Linked DNA regions of Homo sapiens: region 1 is linked to region 2. A link is a contact called in ENCODE POLR2A ChIA-PET data. All regions are on one chromosome and are shown on one strand. The core of a region is the stretch at or near the end of the contact, and the rest is flanking DNA. Distances in the headings are between cores, read along the strand shown.

The links. ChIA-PET counts read pairs that join two places held with the same protein, here RNA polymerase II (POLR2A).
Region 1: POLR2A ChIA-PET joins it to region 2 with 11 read pairs in PC-9. The contact joins the enhancer-like site here to the promoter of RNASEH2C in region 2. POLR2A ChIA-PET finds 5 or more read pairs at or near these places in 2 of 52 experiments (HEK293T and PC-9).

What each region holds. Positions count from the first base shown.
Region 1 is chr11:75,180,427-75,183,126 of GRCh38, reverse strand. All of the region lies in intron 7 of SLCO2B1 (solute carrier organic anion transporter family member 2B1), which reads right to left. Among named protein-coding and RNA genes, the nearest start is that of SLCO2B1, 31 kb to the right of the region's middle. Within about 2 kb of position 1,401, at least 13 of the 41 ENCODE cell types and tissues checked have a DNase peak (open chromatin) inside an H3K27ac peak, as active enhancers do.
Region 2 is chr11:65,719,475-65,722,174 of GRCh38, reverse strand. RNASEH2C (ribonuclease H2 subunit C) reads left to right here and starts at 1,377. Exons shown (of 4, transcript NM_032193.4): 1 at 1,377-1,588; 2 at 1,758-1,933; 3 at 2,011-2,130; 4 at 2,366-2,700. The coding sequence starts at 1,417. The coding sequence ends at 2,392. KAT5 (lysine acetyltransferase 5) reads right to left here. Exons shown (of 13, transcript NM_182710.3): 13 at 2,571-2,700. RefSeq lists an enhancer at 1,232-1,301 and a silencer at 1,452-1,691.

The DNA.
Region 1 (2,700 bases), core at 152-2,651, 9.5 Mb before region 2:
GACAAAAAAAATTAGAATTACATATGTGGTTCATATAACATTTCTTTTGGACATGCTGCCTTAAAGAGAATCAGTGAATCCTTGCTCCTTTCTGAGTCCCGTCTGAGCTCTGGGAGAGTGATCTGGGAGGGATGCCACAGTGGTGGGAGGGTCCTGGACAGCTGAGAGAGAGTGCTGGAGTGAGGGCTGCCCCAGGAAGCAGGAGAACAGCCTGGGGACAGACTGATCACTTCCCAACATTTTTTATCAGGAAGGGGCAGGGTAAGCAGAATCTTCTGAGTTCCTTGCTTGGGTTCCTTGTTCTCATAAAGAGTAGAAACAACCACAATGTCGTCTGCTCCCACGTGTACATTCCTATTTGGTCTACATTGCACTTTTTTTTTTTTTAACAGAGCCTTGCTGTGTCCCCCAGATTGGAGTGCAGTGGTGCAATCTCAGCTCACTGCAACCTCTGCCTCCCAGGTTCAAGCAATTCTCCTGTCTCAGCCTCCCGAGTAGCTGAGACTACAAGCACACGCCACCACACCTGGCTAATTTTGTATTTTTAGTAGAGACTGGGTTTCACCATGTTGGGCAGGCTGGTCTCGAACTCCTGACCTCGGGTGATCTGGCCGCCTTGGCATCCCAAAGTGCTGAGATTACAGGCGTGAGCCACTGCGCCCAGCTACACTGCACTTTCATATCCATCATGTCATTTAATTCCCACAATGGTCTGTCTGGTGCAGGGATTATTATTGCACCTATTTTACAGAAGAGGAAACTGAGGCCCCAAAAGGGGGAGTGTCACCCAGACAGTTATTGGCAGAGCAGGCTCTCAAACCAAACCCAGGTTCTCTAGTCTCCCTGTGTCAGTCCTGTCTCCTGCTGTGAAAGAGCATGGGGTTTGGAACAGGAGGGGAGTGACAGACCTTCAGGGGCTGGGTGGTCAGGGGTGACATCCAGGGAGAAGTGAGCTTTGGGGTTTGGGTAGATAGAAAGGGAGAGCAGATTTGAAGCAGAGGCACGGTGGTGGAGGTCTTGTGCAGGACACAGTGGGGACACCAACTTGATTACAGCAGTGCTTGGCTGGGGTAGGGGCTGGGGCCAAAAGATGGGCCACAGCCAGACTCGGGTGGTTTGGAAGGCCAGGCTGAGATTTGGGCTATATTCTGTGGCTATTGGGAGCCCTATCTGTCCTTAGCTCCTGACCCTGTGTTCTCCACAGATTTCTGCCGCTTGCCCCCTCATCTGTTTTGAGGACAGCTGAGTAATAACGGGCTCCAGAAACAGGAAACGTGCCTCTGCTCAGTGCAGGGATTGCAGTGTGACCCATCTGGGCTGTGTTTGCCTGGGTCAGCAGCCCTGGATGGAGAGGGCTGCTGGAACTTCCCCTCTGGGGGCTCTTTGCTGATTGTTGCAAGCCTGCCGGACACCATGTGCTGTGTGTAGCTCAGCCCATGGAAGGCCCTCCTGTCTGCTGGGCCCCCAGGGATCCAGGCGCTATCCTTGGTGAGAACTAAGTTCCTATTAAAAGAAGGCTTTGTCCAGGGGCTAGGGTCCCTGACCCACAGAGCCAATGTGGACTCTGGGGTGATATGGAACCCTCTGCCAGCCTCGGGTTCCTTCACATATCACGAAGGGAAGCAGCCACAGGGATGAGAGATCTGCTTAACTTCCTCCCACCCCATGAAAGAGAGTGTTTTTCAGCAAGAGCTGAGTTTCCATGAAGAATGAAACACACTTCCAGCTTTCTTTTTTCTTTTTTTTTTTTTTTTGAGGCAGAGTCTTCCTCTGTCACTCAGGCTGGAGTGGTGCAATGATGCAATCTCGGCTCACTGCAACCTCCACCTCCCGGGTTCAAGTGATTCTCCTGCCTCAGCCTCCCAAGTAGCTGGGATTATAGGCACCCACCACCATGCCTGGCTAATTTTTCGTATTTTTAGTAGAGACAGGGTTTCTCCATGTTGGCCAGGCAGGTCTCGAGCTTCTAACCTTAGGTAATCCACCTGCCTCAGCCTCCCAAAGTGCTGGGATTACAGGTGTGAGCCACGGCAACCGGCCCTGGCTTTCTTTTAATGAGATTCATGCCACTGGCCATGCTTCTTTTCCCTTTGGGCTACCAGAAACCTCAGAACCAAATAAATGGCTCAATGGTATCAACTGAATTAATCTTTATGGGTCCATGCATTTATGTTTTTCTCTCTCATTCTGAGAACCTTTCGCTCTTATTTATATTTTTCCTGCTCCTTAGCCTTAATTGATTGGTTTCACCATTTACTAGCTATGTGACCAGGTTACTTAATCTCTGTTACCCAAGTCCCTCTGGTATAAGATGGGGGTAATAACTATATCTACTTCACAGGTGGGTTATGGGGACTAAATGAGATCATCCATACAAAGGTCTTAGAACATTGCATGGTACAGAGTAAGTAATAAATGTTAGCCTAATTCCTACTGTTGTAGTACTGTACCTTTGTGTGGTGTGAGCTGTCTCAAACCTTTTATAGACTATAGTGCAAGTAGGATATAGAAAAGCATATGCAAACACAGTGGGATATCATCTCACACCTGAATGTGTATAGATACCATATAATATATTAAAATAGAGTAGAATGGCTATTATAAAAAATATGATAGATAACAAGTGCTGGGGAGGCTGTGGAGAAAAGGGCACACTTGCACCCTGTTGGTAGGGGTGTAATTTAGCACAGCCATCATGGA
Region 2 (2,700 bases), core at 128-2,627:
TTGTTTATATTCAACAGAATACCAAGGCCAGCTCCCAGATGTGCAGGGATGTATAAATTAAACGCAATTTAAATCTAAATTTCCAGTTTTGTGTTTGTTTTATGTGAGAACTTGAAAAAATATATCTAAGTTGGGTGTCTGAACAAATAAACATTAGAGAAGAGCTGAGAAACCAAAGAGAGAAAATTGTGAAATCTAAAAGACTGAAAAGTGTTGATAAATTTGACTACAAAAAATTAGTCTTTGTCCTGGGTGCAGTGGCTCACGCCTGTAATTCCAGCGTGATTTGGGAGGCCAAGGTGGGCAGATCACTTGAGTCCAGGAGTTCAAGACCAGCCTGGGCAACATGGCAAAACTCCACCTCTACCAAAAATACAAAAATTAGCTGCGTGGTGGCGCAGGCCTGTGGTTCCAGCTACACAGGAAGCTGAGGATGGGGGATGGATTAAGCCTGGGAGGTCGAGGCTGCAGTGAGCCAATCAAACCACTGCACTCCAGCCTAGGCGAGTGAGACCTTGTCTAAAAGACCAAACAACCACAAAAATAAGTCCTTGTCCAGCAAAAATCACCTTTACACAGGTTTGCAAGACAGACCACAGATAAAACATTTTCAATGCATTTAAGAAAAGGGTTGATGTCCCTAATAAACTAAAAATGAATAACCTACCTACTAATCAATATAAAAAGAGTACTTTTCAGAATCGTTTTAGATTTTTACAACGACATGTGCCATTAAAAACAATAAAAGAAAAAAACCCGGCTGGGGGCGGTGTCTCACGCCTGTAATCCAAGTACTTCAGAAGGCCGAGGCTGGAGGATCGCCTGAGGTCAGGAGTTCGAGACCAGCCTGGCCAACATGGCGAAACCCAGTCTCTACTAAAAATACAAAAATTAGGTGGGCATGGTGGTGTGCGCCTGTAATCCCAGCTACTCCGGAGGCTGAGGCAGGAGAATCGCTTGAACCCGGGAGGCGGAGGTTGCAGTGAGCTGAGACCGTGCCTGGCACTCCAGCCTGGGCGACAAAACGAGACTCTGTCAAAAAAAAATAATAATAAATAAGAAAAAGAAAGAAAGAGGGAAGGACGGGAAGGAAGGGAAGGGAAGGGGGGAAGGAAGGGAGGCAGGGAGGAGGGGGAGGGGGGAGGGGGAAGGAGGGGGGAGGGGGAAGGAGAGGGGGAGAGGGGAGGGAGGAAAGAGGGGAGGGGGGAAGGAAGGAAGGAAAAAAACAAAACACAACTGGAAAACCCTAGGACTTGAACCCAGGGAAAGCGTTAGGGGGTAAGGGGACTACACTTCCCGTGAAGCTCCGCGGCGGCTTCCCGTGAGGCCCCGCGGAGGCTTCCTGAGAGGTCCTGCGCGCTTTCCGCGCCAGCTTCAGTGTCAGCTCGCGAGCCCTGGCGTCGCGTAGGAGGGAGGATGGAGAGCGGCGACGAAGCGGCCATCGAGAGGCACCGCGTCCACTTGCGCTCCGCCACATTGCGCGACGCCGTACCCGCCACACTGCATCTGCTGCCCTGCGAGGTTGCGGTGGACGGGCCCGCCCCGGTGGGGCGCTTCTTCACGCCCGCCATCCGCCAGGGCCCCGAGGGTGAGCCCTGCGGCCGGACTACGGCTCCCGGCAGCCCCCGCGCCGGCCTGCGCGCTTCTCATCGCCTGGGCTCCTGGGGATCGTGGTCCGTCCGGAGGTGGCGGGAGGGCAGCTCCGGGCTCGACCCAGCGTGGGTCCTGCCTGAGGCCCTTTGCGCCTCCCGCTCCAGGACTCGAAGTGTCGTTTCGGGGCCGCTGTCTACGGGGAGAGGAGGTGGCGGTGCCGCCTGGCCTCGTGGGATACGTGATGGTGACAGAAGAGAAGAAGGTGTCGATGGGGAAGCCAGACCCCTTGCGGGATTCCGGGACTGACGACCAAGAGGAGGAGCCGCTGGAGCGGGACTTCGTGAGCAAAGGGATAGGGTTGAAAGGGGGTGCGGGCGGGAGCTGTAGTCCCGATGCTGAGCCAGGCCCCTTCCCCAGGACCGCTTCATTGGAGCCACTGCCAACTTCAGCCGCTTCACCCTGTGGGGTCTGGAGACCATCCCTGGCCCGGATGCCAAAGTGCGTGGGGCCTTAACTTGGCCCAGCCTTGCGGCAGCGGTGAGTAGACGAGGAGTTCCGTCTTGCCCCCGGGTGGATGGGCTGGGGAGCACAATTGCGCAGACGGAGCCTGGAGGATTCTACTGGGTAGTGTGTGGGAAGCGTAGCTCCCTGACCACTCTTCCTAGCATGTCTAGAAGCGGTTATTCTGAACAGCTGGGTCCTTCCTCGGGTATGGGGGCCAGCTTGCCGCCCTGTCTTACAAGTCCAACAGTAGAGGCGACTCCTGTTGCAGATTCACGCACAGGTGCCCGAGGACTGAGAACCAGAGCTTGAAATTCAAAGCTGCGATCCCTTCACAGCAGTAAACCAGCTCTTTGGAACCGATTCCATCACCCCAATAAAGGAGCTCTTCACAGCACCTGTGAGTCTGGGCGCCTTAGAGCCCCTAAGCCAGCATGGGCCCTTTCCCCCTCCCCACCAAGAACTTTGCATGGCTCTGGCATATAGAAACAATTTATTGCCGGGGGCAATAGGGGTAAGAGAAGCCAGAAATTTTTGCAGCCAGCACCCACCCCACCCCCAACTTCTACTTTACAAAAGAAATTTTTACAATCACCAGCCCTCTGT